2 separate regions of the Mus musculus genome follow, and region 2 is linked to region 1. The links are chromatin loops, found by intact Hi-C in ENCODE. Cell type or tissue: heart. All regions are shown on one strand. Each heading gives the region's core, and the rest is flanking DNA. Links, peaks and the distances in the headings are about the cores only.

Region 1 (8,330 bases), core at 156-8,155:
AGTGAGGTGAAGGAGGGTAGGAGAGGGTAGAAAAGGAACACAAGGAGAGAGGCGATAGGGAGGTACACTGAGAAATTCCTGAACTTACTGAGGGGAGAGAGTTTGGGGGATGGGAAGGGAGGCAGAAGAGAAGGGAGGAGGAGGGAGAGGACCATTCAGGACAGATAGCCTATCTAAGACCTTGCCTGTGTTCCACAGATCAGCTCCCCAGACCATCACTGGTGGCACTGCCTGGGCCTGTGGTGGCCCCGGGAGCCAACGTAAGCCTGCGCTGTGCAGGCCGCATACCGGGCATGAGTTTTGCACTGTACCGCGTAGGCGTGGCAACCCCTCTGCAGTATATTGACTCTGTGCAGCCCTGGGCTGACTTCCTTTTGATCGGCACACACACACCTGGCACCTACTGTTGCTATTACCACACGCCTTCTGCCCCCTATGTGCTATCACAGCGCAGCCAGCCACTGGTCATCAGTTTCGAAGGTAAGAAGCTCTGGCTCTCCTCCTTCAGACCCAGGCGACCAGGGGACATCAACTCCATTAAACTTAGAGACAACTCCATCTGTGTGTCAGAAACACAGAAAAGCAACAAGACTCTGGGATACAGAACCAACACCCTGTCTCCCTCGTTTTGGCTCGCAGGTTCTGGCTCCTTGGACTATACCCAGGGAAACCTCATCCGTTTGGGGCTGGCAGGAATGGTCCTCATCTGCTTGGGCATCATAGTTACTTGTGATTGGCACAGCAGGAGCTCTGCCTTTGATGGTCTCCTGCCCCAGCAAAACTGAAGAGACTGCCTGGAGATGGACAGAGAAGCTGGGATCCTTGGTGACCAGCCCCTCTGAAACACTCTAGGCCTCCAGACTCCACCAGATACTCATTCTTCACCACACTGTCAGGCTTGTTGAAGGATTAAAGGAAGTGACTGGCCTGTGGTAAATGATGTTCAGCTAATGTTAGTGACTTTATCCTCCCTTGAAAACCTCTATTTCCTTCCTGTGCCTTATTTCCGGCTCCCCACCTCTCCTTTCTTTTTCTTTCTGGCCGCGTTGGGATCATAGGTTCATTCTACCACACCCAGCAAAAATTTCTAATTCCATATTTTAAGGGTAATACCCAGGCCTCAGCCGTGTGTAGAGGCAAAAAAGACAACTTCCAGGAGTTGATTTTCTCTGTCCATCCTGTAGGTCCTAGGGTTTGAACTCAGGCTGCCAGGCTTAGCCACAACAACTTTACCCACTGAGCCATCTGGCTGGCTCCTAAGTAATTTATGTTTTTATATATATGAATGCTTTGCCTGTATGCATGTAGGCCTCGCTCCCCAAGGAAGCCAGAAGAAGGCATCTGATCTCTTGGAATTAGAGTTACAGATGGGTGTGAGCCACCATGTAGTGCTAGAAGCCCCAACCAAGGTCCTCTAGAAGAGTAGCCAGTACTCTTAACTGCTAAGCCATCTCTCCAAGGCCCCCAAATCTATAAGATTAAAGTACTCATTCTCTCTTCTCTTCCAATGTTTTGGGGGTTTGTTCGTTTGTTTTTTAGTGCAATTTTTTAGTATTGAACCCAGGTCCTTCTACGTGCTAGGCAAGTACTTTACCCTGTGCTACAATCCCATCTCCCAGGTAATTTTTAAAAAATTAATCATAAATTTTTGATGTTTTGGAAACAGTCTTATTCTGTAATGTAAAATGACTTGAACTTGAATAAATGTTCCTGCCTCAGCCTCTTGAATACCAAAATTGCAGGTATGAGTCATGGTACTCAGCTGGAAATCTTTTTTTTTTTTTTTTTTTTTACATTGAGGTTGTACGTGTTTATTATGCACATAATGCTCTTACACTGGACTAGGAAGCATGGGGCTATGTTGGTCCGGTCCTGACCTGACAGTGAGAATCTTCAGAAGTGAAGATGCATCCGTGACTTTTGTATCACTTCGACCCCACACCTGACAGAAAGCAAGCAAGCACTGTTCATCTGGTTTCAGAGGCTTCGGTCCCTCGTCACTTGGCTCCATGTTGCTGGGCTGCTCACGAAGTAGAACCACATGGCCCAGAAGCTTCTCCATGACAGACAGGAAGCAGAAGCTTTATCGTTTCCTTCATGACATCCTCCTCCCACCTTACCCCAAACCAGACCAAACAAACACCAATCAGAGCTCCCACCTCAACTCCAGGCACATTTATAGCTCTACTACATCCATCATTACATTACCTCCAATGGGGATCCATTCCCAGGGCAACAGTAGACAGAGCTCACGTAGTAGACCTTTGACCTGGAAACCAGCCAGCTTGGTCTGCTTCCCACTGGGCTCTTGGCTGCCCTCACCATTATAAAAATAACACAAACCATTCCTGCAGCCTGTTTTCTGCAACTTGTTTTGTCTCTTACCTACCAAAGCATGGCTACCTTCCAGTATCTCCTGACTTTATTAATTTAACTTTTCTCTTTTCTCTGACTCGACAATGCTTGGCCATTATTAGACACACAAATCTGGAAGCAGTTCCTACCACTACCATTCCTGCTGACTTCTGCTTCAATTCTGGTGCAGTGCATACCCAGTCCTGCTTTTGTAGTTCTCCACCTCCTCCTCTTCTCTTTCTACTTAATGAAGATTCAGATTTGTGGAGGATGTTTATCTAGTTTGCTTTTTTGAAACAGAGTTTCTCTGTGTAACCCTGGCTGTCCTGGCACTCACTCTATAGACCCACTGTCCTTGAACTCATAGGGATCGGCTTGTCTCTTTCTCCTCACCTTGAACTCATAGGGATCGGCTTGTCTCTGTCTCCTCACCTTGAACTCATAGGGATCGGCTTGTCTCTGTCCCCTCAGTGCTGGGATTAAAGGTGTGGGCCACCATATGCACTTGAAATAAGGTAAATAAATAATATATAAATAATCATATAAATAATATTCTTATTTATATATTATTCCACAAATAATATATAAAACTTCAAGTTTAGAAAAATCCCAGCTCTGCTACCCTGGATAACCTTGACCAATACAGAAAACCTTCTGAGTTTTCTTATGTAAAATGACAAACCATGTCAGCTCTGGTGAGAATTGATGGACACACATATTCCCAACACATGAAAAAAAAAAAGACAGAAAATTAATTTCTTCACACCCCCTTCTCCTTTCTTCCTTCCTCCCCATTCCTGCTCCCTTCCTCCCTTCTTTTAAAAATATTTTAATATTTATATTTGGACAAGGACAGAGTAAGGACAATCCTATATACAAACGTCCTGCATATCAAGACTGAGGCAATGTCTTTAGGGTTAATTATTGGTACCACATTTGCAAAGGACTCAAGTTCAGTTCCCAGCATCCACGTTAAGGAGCTGTAATTACCTGAAATTCCAGCTCAAAGGAATCAGTGCCTCTTGCCTCAACTGGAACCTGTGTGTATATACATGACTTTTAAAAAAGATTTATTTATTTTATGTATGTGAGTACACTGTAACTTGTGGTTGTTGGGAATTGAATTGAGGACCTCTGTTTGCTCCAGCCCAAAGATTTATTTATTATTATATCTAAGTACACTGTTGCTGTCTTCAGATGCACCAGAAGAGGGCGTCAGATCTCATTATGAGTGGTTGTGAGCCACCATGTGGTTGCTGGGATTTGAACTCAGGACCTCCAGTCAGTGCTCTTACCGGCTGAGCCATCTCACCAGCCCGTGTATATACATGATTAAAAATAATAAAAACAAATCTTAAAAAAACAAATTGTGTGTGTGTGTGTGTGTGTGTGTGTGTGTGTGGAGAGAGAGAGAAAGTGTGTATAAAACCAAGTTGTACACATTACAACACTCAGACATTATATGTATATCTAACGAGCATGTTCATGTTCTATGATCTTAAGTTTACTTGCACATGCTTGTACAGTGTCAGTTTACAACTGCCTTAACTCCAGCTCAAGGAAAAAATTACTAGAATTCGAAAGAAAAGCCCCAGGACAGGCAAGCTATAAATCTCAGTTGCTGCTCAGAGGAAATTGGAGAAGAGAAACCAGGCCATGCTATTTGAATGAAGTCATCATGGAGGTTGACTACACAGGGGGAAGGGGAGCTTCAGAGGGGACGCAAAAAAGGCAAAAGTGCCAGGGAAAGCATACTTAAGTGCTGGTTTAAGAAAAAGACAGGCCGGGCGTGGTGGCGCATGCCTTTAATCCCAGCACTCGGGAGGCAGAGGCAGGCGGATTTCTGAGTTCGAGGCCAACCTGGACTACAGAGTGAGTTCCAGGACAACCAGGGCTACACGGAGAAACCCTGTCTCGAAAAACCAAACGAAAACAAAGCAAAAGAAAAAAGAAAAAAAGAAAAAAACAGAGTAGAAAGAGTCAGGCATTCAGAGAGATGGGCAGACCCAGCTGAACCTCAGAGTAGCTTATAGGGACTTTGTTGAAGCAACAATTCTGGGAAGGCAAATTGCACAATCGCATTAAAGGGTTAATTATTATTCCTGTTCCTTTAAGGTGGATCCACCCTCCTCAGGGTGGACCCTCAGCCTGAGTGATTGACCTGCCTCTTAAGAGAGATGATGTCAAGTCTCCACCTAGTGGTAGAATCCATTCTTCACCGCACAGCACAGCATGTACCTGTGGAGGTCAGAGTAGAACTTCAGGGGAGTTGATTTTCTCCATCAGCTAAGTAGATCCCACAGATAGACTTCATGGTATTGGTGGCAGACACCTGTCTTTTTTTTTAAAGATTTATTTATTTTATGCATATGAGTACATTGTAGCTGTCTTCAGACACACACCAGAAGAGGGCATCAAATCCTATTAAAGGATGGTTGTGAGCCACCATGTGGTTGCTAGGAATTGAACTCAGGACCTCTGGAAGAGCAGTCAGTGCTCTTAACTACTGAGCCATCTCTCCATCCCCCGAAAGCACCTGTCTTAATTACTGTAAGAGACACCATGACCATAGCAAATCTTATGGAAGAAAGCACTTAATTGGAGGGTTTGCTTACAATTTCAGAGCGTTAGCCCATTATCATTAATAGGTTTTTATGATGACAAAATGAGCCAGTTCAAGCCAAATCGAAAGTATAAAGCCAGATTTATTGAGAGGCAGATCTTGGGTGAGTTAACCGATCTCACAGATGAAGATCAATGGAGTCAAAAGCCCAGGCTAAAGCAAGGGGGGTTTATGGGTCTCAGGCATGGGGTGATGATGTGTGAGCTAGGAGCTGGGATTGTATACCCAATGTATATTACTGTATAAGGTAAAAGGCTGGTACCCTAGGCAGGCACCCATGGGTGGGGCGCTGGGGATGAGGAGACAGGTAGAGATGATGTGTTAGCCTGGAGGTTTCTCCTTGCAGGTGGGGTTGGGGGAAGACGAAGAGCAAACACGGTTTCTTAGCTTGCACACGAGATGGACCTGTGCTTCCTCCCAAGCAATCATCCTGGTGGGGAGAATGGCAGTGTACATGGAGCTAGCGCAGTAGCCAAAAGCTACATCCAGACAGAGTGAAACACTGGGCCTGCTCTGAGCTTTGTGAAATCTCCAAGCCTAGCCCTTCCCTCCAACAAAATCACAGCTACTCCAACAAGGCCACACCTCCTAATTCTAATCCTTCTTAAATAGTTCCACTCCCAGGCAACTAATCACTCAAATATATGAGCTGGTGGGGGACATTTTTATTCAAACCATTATAGCACCTTTTTGCAAGGCCCCAGGCTGGCCCTTTTGTGAGCCTAGAGCCAAGAATTTCATGGTTGTGTTTTTTTTGTCCTAGTTAGAGTTTCTTTCCATTTCTTTTCTCCGTTTGTTTGTTTGTTTTGTTTTGAGACAGGGTTTCTCTGTATAGTCCTGGCTGACCTGGAACTCACTCTGTAGACCAGGCTGGCCTCTAACTCAGAAATCTGCCTGCCTCTGCCTCTCAAGTTCTGGGATTAAATGTGTGCACCACCACTGCCTGGCTTTAGTTAGAGTTTCTATTGCTGCAATGAAACACCATGACCAGAATCAATTTGGGAAGAAAAATATTCACTTCACTTACACTTCCCATATAACAGTTCATCACCACAAGCAATAAGGACGGGAACTCAAGCAGGGAAGGAACCTGGAGGCAGGACCTGATGCAGAGGCTTATTGGCTTGCTCCTCATGGCTGTGTGTGAGACAAGACAGAGGCTACATTGTTACTAAGTCTCCCTACTTTACAAGAGTAAGTTTCTGTCTCCTAAGCCTAAGTATCCTGCAAGCCATGTTTTTCAACCTGTGCTGAACTTGTAACCCCATGATGTGTACCCAGCCCTTTGCCTTGCAAAACTCCGAACACCTGTGATATATATGATTACTCTTTTGCCTTATGAAACTGTGTTTTCACACCTGTCTTGGGCTGGTGAGATGGCTCAGTGGTTAAGAGCATTGACTGCTCTTCCAGAGGTCCTGAGTTCAAGTCCCAGTCAACCACATGGTGGCTCACAACCATCTGTAACGAGATCTGACTCCCTCTTCTGGTGTGTCTGAAAACAACTACAGTGTACTTACATGTAATAAATAAATCTTTAAAAAAAAAACTGTGTTTTCCAGTTACCTTGGTGATGGCCCTTCCACACGATGTATTCTTGCACTTATCTATCCCACAGGCAGCCTTGAGCTCCGAGTCCGTGCAAGTACTAACATCTAACAATAGAGACCTCAAAAGCCAGTGAGGGGCTGTTTTCTGACATCACAACTTTGGGAGAAGCAGCCAGCTGGCCACTTTAAATAAATTAGACAGCTGTGGAATCGTTCTCTTTAGGTCTAACACTTGCTCATCCTGCTTTCTTACAGAACTCAGAACCACCAATTCAGGTACAACACCACCACAATGGACTGGGCCCTCACCCATCAATTACAGCTGGGTGGTGGTAGCACTCGCCTTTAATCCCAGCACCTGGGAGACAGGGGCAGGTGAATAGATGAGTTCAAGGCCAGTCTAGGCTAGAGATTGAGTTCTAGGACATCCAGAGCTGTACATACAAAACCTGTTCTGAAAACAAAGACAAAAACAAGAAAACCAAAGCCCTACAGGCTTACCTATAGCCTGATCTTATGGAAGTATTTTCTTTTTTTCTTTTTTCTTTTTGGTTTTTCGAGACAGGGTTTCTCTGTGTAGCCCTGGCTATCCTGGAACTCACTCTGTAGACCAGGTTGGCCTCGAACTCAGAAATCCGCCTGCCTCTGCCTCCTGCGTGCTGGGATTAAAGGCGTGCACCACCACGCCCAGCTCGGAAGCATTTTCTTAATTGAGGTTTGCTCCTATCAAATAACTTTAGTTTGTGTCAAGTTGATATAAAACTACCCAGCTCATGTTTAGGTACGGTACTATGGGCTGTGAGGTGTTTTTTGTTTTTGTCTTAAGACAGAGCATCTCTCTACAGCTCTGGCTCTCCTGTGGATGATGAGCTCACAGATGCCTGCTTTTGCTGGGATTAAAGGTAGGCATCACCACACCTGTCTCGGGCTATGTGTTTTCACAGACTTCTTTCTCTTCTGGAAAGATGGGTATGCATCACACGGAAACCATAAATTGAATACAACGTAGAGGATAAATCTCGACCTGTCTCCAGCTGGAGAGCCATCCTGAAAGCAGTTAATTCTGCTTTGGGAGCTGATGTGAAATCATGCATAAGTGGCCTCAGAACCTTTGACCTCTGTGTGGCTTACTGCCGCTTACTCTGAGAGCTCATATCTGCCTTCGTAAAACTGCATCATCTGTGAACCAGGCAGCTTCAGGCTGGGCAAGCGTGTGTGTGTGTGTGTGTATGTGTGTGTGCACATGCGTGTGTGCATGCACAGTATACTGGTTATCTCACTGACCTGCCCTCAGGGACACAGCAATTGCCTATGTCAGGACTTGCCCGCAGCCAAGTTCGATAGATGTGTGCTTTCGGACAAAAGGACCACCGGCACCCCAGCCCCCACTCTCTGCTCCCGGGCACTTTATCTCTTTCTCTCCATCCTCAGTGTCCACCTTTTGTCTGCACTTATGGCTCTGCTTCAGTCTGTAGCCATTCCCCAGGTCCTTATTCCTCCTGGCTTCTCCGATGAACCCCTTTCATAGCAGGTCTGTTGCATGGTGTAACAGCTACCCACCTCACCCTCCCCAAACCCAAACCCTGCTCCACACTCCCCACCCCGACCCTGGGAGAGAATGTTTCTGGTAGTAGGAAACTGGCATAGAACAGTCAACAGAACTTACAGTTTGGCTTGGCTTCTCTGTAAGTGCTGGGACTCTGTTTTCATTCAGAATTTTGAGGACCTGGTGAGGCATGTAAAATGTCATCCTCTGACCCAGGATGACAGCCACAGCTGTGAGGCTGTGTGAGTACTGTGAG
Region 2 (8,330 bases), core at 1-8,000, 68 kb before region 1:
TGTTGGAGGATACAGTAGAGGATGCTTCCCTCTCCGTCCTCCTTAGCAGAGTCAGAGCCAGAATTGGTGGACTGAAAAGTTAGGGAAGTAAGTTGTGGAGAGATGGCTCAGTGGTTATGAGCACTGGCTGCTCTTGCAGAGGATCCGCATTTGATTCCCAGCACCCACATGACAGCTCACAATTTTAGTTCCAGGGGAATCCTCTTCTGGGCTCCAAGGGTATTGAGCACATACATGGTACATAGACATACACACAGGCAAAAAAAACAAAGCATCTATAATCAGGGGATCTGATGCCTTCTTCTGACCTCCTCAGGTAGCTGGCCACCCACATGGTACACACATGTACATTTAACAATATAATTAATTTTTTTCTCCTTTTTGTTTTTGTTTTTGTTTTGTTTTTGTTTTTGTTTTTCGAGATAGGGTTTCTCTGTATAGCCCTGGCTGCCCTGGAACTCAGTTTGTAGAGCAGGCTGGCCTCGAACTCAGAAATCCGCCTGCCTCTGCCTCCCGAGTGCTGGGATCAAAGGCGTGCGCCACCACGCCCAGCTCAACAATATGATTATTAAGAAGCTGTCTGAGCATGCTAGGGATGCAGCTTAGTGCTGCATTATTGCCCGGTTTGTGCAGGGTCCTGAGTTCAGTTCCCAGTGACAATCATAGCCTCTTTGGCTTTCAGGATGCAGGAAGGAAGAGTGGGCCTGAACTCCTAAATCTGAGGGAGGAGGGCTGAGCCCTGTACTCCTGGGCTTGAGGAAGGGAGGCATGAGACAGTGAGGACTGAAGCTTGAACTTGTGTGTCCTGACTCAATATCTTCCTCCAGGAGTGCCTGGACCATGCTGTTGAGTGCCTACTGGCATGGCCTCCACCCTGGTTACTACCTAAGCTTCATGACCATCCCGCTGTGCCTGGCTGCTGAGGGCTATTTGGAGTCAGCCTTGCGGAGACACCTGAGCCCCGGGGGCCAGAAAGCCTGGGACTGGGTCCACTGGTTCCTGAAGATGCGTGCCTACGACTACATGTGCATGGGCTTTGTGCTCCTTTCCATGGCTGACACACTCCGGTACTGGGCCTCCATCTACTTCTGGGTCCACTTTCTAGCCCTGGCTTGCTTGGGGCTGGGGCTGGTTTTGGGTGGGGGCAGCCCCAGCAAGAGGAAGACACCATCCCAGGCCACCAGCAGCCAAGCGAAGGAAAAGCTCCGGGAAGAGTGAGCTCTGCTGCATTGGCCTGCCTTCCAGTTCAAGCTTTTTTGGGAATTCCATGAACCAGGCTGTTTGTTTGGGGTTTTTGTTTGTTTGTTTGTTTGTTTCCTTTACCCAGCAAGAATCCCTTGTTTGGCTAAGAGCCTGGAGAGGATCCCCTCTTCCCAAATAATTCCTCTGCCTTCTATTTAAAGCTAAGGTATCCTTCTCTTGGGCTCTCTCAGCATCTTGACCTTTTCAGACCTTCCTCTGCTAACATCAGGGTATTACTATCCACTCTTGAACCTATTATCTCTGCAACAATCTTCAGATGTTCAAAAAGCCACACTTCCCAAAAATGCCCTTGCAGGGACCAGTGGTCATCTGGCATCTTAGACAGACTCCCAGTGGGTCCCCAGTATGGGGGCAGGAACTTCAGGGCCAGGTTCTGGGAGAGGGGAGGGATAGCCTTCTTGTTTTCCTCTTTGTTTTTATCATCACACCAGTGTTTCAGAGACCATGGTCTTACACATGCTGAAGGAGAAGCTAAAATGTGAGAAGCCCCAGGGGAGCTTGCTCTTACAGCAGCTTCTGCCTGAGCCATTTCTGGGCTCCCCATACAACCTACCACCCAGTGTCATCCTTGGCCTGTGACAGGCCAGAATGTATAAAGCTTTCCCAATAAAGTGTTACACATGCATTTGTTTGTGAGTATAACTGTGGGCAACAAACCAAAGACACTGACCCAGAATGCCAGTGTGCATTTGTGTGTGTATTGGGGGGGTGGGGTGGGGGGGTCTGGCTGCCATGAAGTTTGGCCGCTCAGGAGGCTGTAAGGACTTCAATTCCCAGGAGACCTTTATAGGAAATGTACCGCAGTCACCCGGGTCACCTAGTGGCCAGGTGCAGACCTGTAGCAGGCCCCTCCCTCCCTTACCGAGGGCAGTCCCCGCCCTGGGGCCTCCAGAGACAGAAAGAACGGGTGCTGGAAGTACGGTACATCCACAAACATGGAAGCCTGGGGCCAGTCCCCAGCCTGCTCCAGCTCCCGGAAAGCCAGAACAGGTAGGAGAGAGTCCAGCAAAGTCAGGTCCATTCATAAAGGAAGGGAAGCTGAGCTCCTGAACCTGAGACTCGAAGAGGACTTTCATTTCCTGGGTTTCCTAAGAAGGAAACTCAGATTTCCCGAAAAACAGTACAAGTTTACGGTCTTGGAGGACAGAGTCAGGAAACGGGTCCCTAATATCAGGCTTGTGAGGAGCCAGGATTCTAAGCTCACCAATGAGGGAACGGGAAGTTGTTGAAGTTTAGAGTCACACTTAGAGTAGAAGGGATATGGGAGTTCAAACCTAGACTCCGTGGGGGAGAGTCTAGGGCCACGAACCCCAGTGTGAAGGAGAAATAATGGGATCTATAGCCCTGGATCTGAGGGGAGAACCCGAGTCTGAACTCCTGGGTCTGAGGGGGGTGGCTTTAGGCCTGTACCCCTGGGTCTGAGAGAAATGGGCTGGGGCCTAGACCCCTGTATCTGAAGAAGGTTGGGGCATGGGCTCCTGGGTCTGAAAAAAGAGTCTGGGGCCTGGCTCCAGGGTCTGAGGGAGGTGGCCTGAACCCTGCACCCTTGTGTCTGAGAGATGGGCTGTGGCCTGGACTGTGGATCTGAGGGGAAAGGCTTGTGGCCTGGACTCCTCTGTCTTTCAATCCTTTGTGTTCATCCCAGGCCCATCGCTGGCGTCTGTGCTGAACGATCTCCCCAGCGCTGCTACGCTGCGATACCGCGGCCCTGGTGTGCTCCCTTGGGGAACACTGGATGAAGATGATGATGAAGGAGGAAGGAGCCTTCAGGCCTTTGCAGAAACTGCACAAATGGAATCTCACCCTTCCCGGGAACTTCCCTGGCCTATGCAGGCAAGGCGGGCACACAGGTGAGCACCTCTTTACTGACACACCCTTTCCTGATTTCAGTTATTCTGTTTACTTCCTTGCCACCAGCTTGGTAGGGTTAGCCTGGGCCGGCTCTGAACCTTGTGTTAAGAGACTCAGGAAGACTTGATCATTTTTTATTTTTGTTCCTTCTCCCAAACGTCCTTCTTGTTTTGTTTTGTTTTTTCTTTTCTACGTGTGTGTGTGTGTGTGTGTGTGTCCCTAAGATCATGCATGGGTGTGGCACAGCTTTCTTCGAAGCTCAGGGGACAACGTAAAGGAGTCAGTTCTCTCTCTCTACCATCTGAGTCTCAGGGATCAAAGTCGTTTTGACTTGGTCACAAATGCCCTTACGTGCCAACCATTTTGTTCTGTTTTGTTGAGACAAAAACAGAGTGAGGGTTGCACTCTGTCACCCAGGCTGACCTGAAAGCACTGTCTATCCTAATTTGCCCTAATCATTCTGCCCGCTGCTCCCAGTTGAGATACTACGAGCATGAATGGTGCACCACACTGCACTCATTTTCTTTCAAAAGCATGTCACTAATCTACCAGCCTGTCCTGGGACTCTCAATTCCACTGCCTCAACCTCACTGTTGGGATTACAAGCATACAAGCATGCATATACTACTAGACATGGCTCCATCATTATTTTATGTCTGGCTCCTTTTTTTTTTTTTTTTTTTTTTTGGTTTTTCGAGACAGGGTTTTTCTGTGTAGCTCTGGCTGTATTGGAACTCAGTCTGTAGACCAGGCTGGCCTCAGAAATCCACCTGCATCTGCCTCCCAAGTGCTGGGATTAAAGGTGTGCCCCCCCCCCCACCACCCAGCTCAGATTTGGTTCCTTTTTAATTGCTAAAGAGTATTCCAGTTTATGGATACAGTACCACGATGCCTGTCCTCGTTACATCGTGTTGTTTCTGTCTTTGGGTGGTTCCCAGTTTGTAGGTTCCAAACCCTTCATTTTCTGACGCTGACTCTGCTCTCTTTCTAGGAAGAGCCAGGCTACAGGGCAGCTGGCTTCTGGCTCTGAATCCAGGGCTGCCTACTGGACCCGACAGCTTTCCCGGACCAAGGGAAAAATGAAAGAAGGCTTTCAAACTATACAGCCCTGGGCATGGACGCTGAAGAAAATTGGGGGTGTGCTGGGCTTTAGAGGAAGAGGCCTGGGGTCTGAGGCTGGAGTGTGGTTTCCTGGGTCTGACAGAGAGGGGAGTGGCAATTATCCCCTGGGCCTTTGGGAAAAGGTCTGGTTCCTGCAGCCCTGGTCTGAAGGATGAAGACTAGTGCCTGAACCCTTCTGAATCAGAGAGAAGAGAACTGGAATCTGAGGGGGGAGGGCTGGTTTCTGGACCCCAGGGTCAGACCAGGAGTCAGGGCTCTGTTATAGATTTCTGGGTCTGAGGGAGGAGGGCTATGGCCAGGACTCTGGGTTGGAACTACACTGGTAAGGGACCTGAGGCCTCTCTGCTGCCCTCTGCAGGTCAGTTTGGAGCAGGCACTGAGTCCTACTTCTCCCTGCTGCGCTTCCTGCTCTTTCTCAACCTGGTGGCATCTGTCATTGAAATCTGCATGAAGCTGATCCCCACCTGGCTGGAAGGGGCTCCTCCAGGTCCCCCTGGCCCTAACATCTCTTCACCCTGTGGTTCCTATATTCCACACACTCATGGCCTGGTCGCCTTCCCCACCCAGCTTTTCAACTTGCTCTCTGGAGAGGTGGGTGCCATGGTCCCCAGAGGAACCTCCTTACTTTTGAAGCCTGGTTTCCTGGACGACACACACACAGATCACTCAGCTCCCTGATCGTTACCTCCACCCGGCCCCACTATGACCTTTGTTCTGCCTCTTCCTCCCCAGGGTTACCTTGAGTGGTCCCCTCTATTCTATGGGTTCTACCCACCCCGATCGAACCTGGCCATCACCTACCTGTGCTCCGTCTTTGCCATCAGCATCATCTACTTGCTGTGCATCCTACGACGGTTAGTGATGCCCACATCCTGATTCTGATAGGCAGGGGAAACCCACCCCCTCCCCCAGGAGTCATTTCTTCAACATTGAAATGTATTTTAAAGCCAGGAGAGGAGGCTCCAGGAGAGGAGGCTGAGGCAGGATGATTATTTTAAGTTCAAGGTCAGCCTAGGCTACAGAGTAAGTTGAAGACCGCCCTGAGCTGCACAGAAAAATCCTATCTGTCTGAGTATGTTGGCACATGCCTGTAATCTCTGTACTCAGGAGGCAGGGTAGATAGATCTTTGAGTTCAATGCCAACTTGGCTTTCTTTCTCAGAAAGAAAATGAAGGGACGGAGGGAGGGAGGGAGGGAGGGAGGGAGCACAAAACAGGCAGGCCCCTACCCCCAGTTTATCTAGTGGTAACCTAATGAGAGGTGGTTCAATACACACATGAAAGCCTGTTTAGAAGGTGTGTGACTATAATCCCAGAGTTTGGGAAGCCGAGGCACGAAGGTTACTCCAGGCTCCATCTCACAATATCCAGTGATATCAAGAAGTAGAACACAAAAAAAAAAAAAAAAAAGCCGGGCGTGGTGGCGCACGCCTTTAATCCCAGCACTTGGGAGGCAGAGGCAGGCGGATTTCTGAGTTCGAGGCCAGCCTGGTCTACAAAGTGAGTTCCAGGACAGCCAGGGCTACACAGAGAAACCCTGTCTCGAAAAACCAAAAGAAAAAAAAAAAAGAAAAAGAAAAAAGAAGTAGAACACTAGGCTGGCAAGACTTTGCAGCGGATGCGAACACTTTCTGCCAAGCCTGAGAAGCTGAGTTCCTTCCCCAGAGGCCCCATAGTAAGGAAAGGAAGCCACTTCCTCCATAGGTTGTCTTCTCACCACCACACACATGGCATGTCACACTGGTGCCATCACATAAACACACATGCACACAAAATAAATAAATGTAGAAAGAAAAATAATTAGAATACTAAGCTTACTGGCATGGCTCCTGTCTCAAATCCCAGCACTTGGGAGGTGGAGGCAGGAAGAACAGGAACTCTTTGGTTTTTTTGGGGTTTTTTTTGTTGTTGTTTTTTTTGTTTTGTTTTGTTTTGTTTTTCGAGACAGGGTTTCTCTGTGTAGCCCTGGCTGTCCTGGAACTCACTTTGTAGACCAGGCTGGCCTGGAACTCAGAAATCCGCCTGCCTCTGCCTCCCAAGTGCTGGGATTAAAGGCGTGTGCCACCATACCTGGCTGAACAAATATAAATTATGAACAAATATAAAACATGAATAAATGGATTTGGGAGCCCAGGCCTGTACTAGGTAGGTGACAGCAGGTATTAGGATCATGATTTTGAGGCCAGCTTTACCCTCATAGTGAGACCTTGTCTCAAAAGATAAAGTAGCTGGGCAGAGGTGGCACACACCTTTAATTCCAGCACTGGAGAGGCAGGTAGTTCTGTGACTCAAGGCCAGCCTGGTCTACAGAATGAAAAGCTGGGTATGACAGCAATACACACCTGTAGCCCCAGCACTGGAGGCTCGGGGAGGGCAACAGAGACAGGAGGATCCAGGGACTCAATGGCCAGCCAGTCTATCCAAAATGGTGAGTTCCATGTTCAATGAATGAGACCATTTGAAAAACAAAATGGAGAATGATAGAGGAAGACACCTAATGTGCATCACTGGCCTCCAAACACACACACACACACACAATCACCATGTATGTATGTATGCATACACCACATGCACACACATATTCCCAAGTGCATCCATACACTCATGCATACACTAAAACACACACATGCCTTGCTGGCTGGTTATGCCAGGAAAATACTTAAATATTGGGAGCTGGGAGAAGCTCTAAGATAGTTTCCTTTAAATATAGAGATTCCTTCTGATTTGCACGAGAAGGGATGTTGCCTCGGGTCCAAATACTAAGAACAGATCTCTAAAGAGATCATGTGGGAACACTCCCTAGTTGTCCTGGGGAGCACGGAGAGGCTACTGAAGGTAAACATAGTCTCTCTGTCCACTTCTGTCTTCCTCTTCCTTTGTTCTCATCCTTTCCTCCCACTCAGTCTCTCTAGGTCTTTGCCCGCCCTCAAACACTTGTCTGAATGGGCAGCTCAAGGCAGTCACTGTGTTACCCTGTCCACCTCTCAGCCTAAAACTCACTGTGTGTCCAGGAGGGCCTTTGAACCTGTAGAAATCCTCCTAACTCAGCTTCTTTTGTGCTGGGATTACAAGGCCATGCTGTCAGACCAGCTCACCTCTTCTCTAAAATGTACTTTTTTGTTCTTCTCTTGTCTCTTTCCTAGATATCTCCCTCTTTCCTCTGGAGATCTGGCAGTGTCCCCTAAATTCTCCTATCTCTTCAGTCTTTGGTTCCAAAGACTTTGTGTAACTATCTGACTTGAACAGGTGGCACCTGGTCACAGGATTTTGAGTGTATGTTCCGTAAGTAAGGTGCCCCCACCAACACTTCTCCTGTGGTCTGTTCTTTCAGTTCGGTGTCCGGGTTGAAGGAGACACTGTTGGCGGAGTCAGACATTCTGACCAGCTACAGTCACCGAGTGTTCTCAGCTTGGAATTTTGGCCTCTGCGGGGACGTGCACGTGCGGCTGCGCCAGCGCATCATTTTGTATGAACTACAGGTGTGCTCGGGGAGGTGGAGCTACCACTAAATGAGAACCAGACAAGATCCAACTAAGATAAGGAGCAAGGCATTGCTAAGAGACAGCTAAGCAGAAGCCAGGCTAGGAATGCCTGCCATGGAGGAGACTGACGGGGTGGGAGGGTTGGGGGGCTGGGACCTGGAATTCATTTAGAAAAGGGACTGAACTAAGACTGGTCCCAAGTGAAATGAGGACGTGGCTTCAAAAAGGTGAACTAGCTGGAAGTCTCATAGGAGGGGGATCCTGGGGTTCTGTGTTGGGCCAAAGAAGGGTAGGCCTTGGACAGAAGGTAGGGCGAGATTTGGAGTTCTGGGATGAACTAAGGAGTGGCAGACCTGGGATGCAAGTCCAGACTTCAGAGGCCCAGTGCCCCAAGAATTAAATGGTCCCACGGACAGCCCTGGAGAGTATGGAACAAGGAGAGGGCTATATCGGTTTAATCCGAAGAAAAGTCAGGCCTGAAGGGACGGATTTCCAGAAGCAGTCCCTATTGGCCTTAGGTGGACCTAGAGGAAGCAGTAGTCCGGCGCCGTGCTGCGGAGCAGACTCTGAGCCAACGAGCCAAGGTGTGGTCGATGAGGGCGCTGCTCAACGT

Evidence for each region. Peaks named below come from ENCODE experiments on the same cell type or tissue, not always from the same donor. Only the 100,000 strongest peaks of a DNase experiment are listed, where the experiment ranks them.
Region 2: a loop joins it to region 1, with 2.2 times the contacts of the local background. A loop is called at or near these places in 3 of 42 quality-filtered maps.

What each region holds. Positions count from the first base shown.
Region 1 is chr7:3,603,219-3,611,548 of GRCm38, reverse strand. It overlaps Oscar (osteoclast associated receptor), which reads left to right. Exons shown (of 5, transcript NM_001290377.1): 4 at 199-480; 5 at 640-1,736. The coding sequence ends at 785. Among named protein-coding and RNA genes, the nearest start is that of Oscar, 8.8 kb to the left of the region's middle. In heart, for the core only: a CTCF peak has its summit at 4,563 (motif pointing left); a DNase peak (open chromatin) is centred at 2,288.
Region 2 is chr7:3,671,347-3,679,676 of GRCm38, reverse strand. It overlaps Tmc4 (transmembrane channel-like gene family 4), which reads left to right and starts at 2,124. Exons shown (of 15, transcript NM_181820.2): 1 at 2,124-2,253; 2 at 2,909-3,113; 3 at 4,106-4,251; 4 at 4,595-4,827; 5 at 4,969-5,090; 6 at 7,567-7,714; 7 at 8,236-8,330. The coding sequence starts at 2,199. Mboat7 (membrane bound O-acyltransferase domain containing 7) reads left to right here. Exons shown (of 8, transcript NM_029934.4): 8 at 828-1,888. The coding sequence ends at 1,218. In heart, for the core only: a CTCF peak has its summit at 4,598 (motif pointing left); a DNase peak (open chromatin) is centred at 4,586; H3K4me3 peaks cover 221 bases.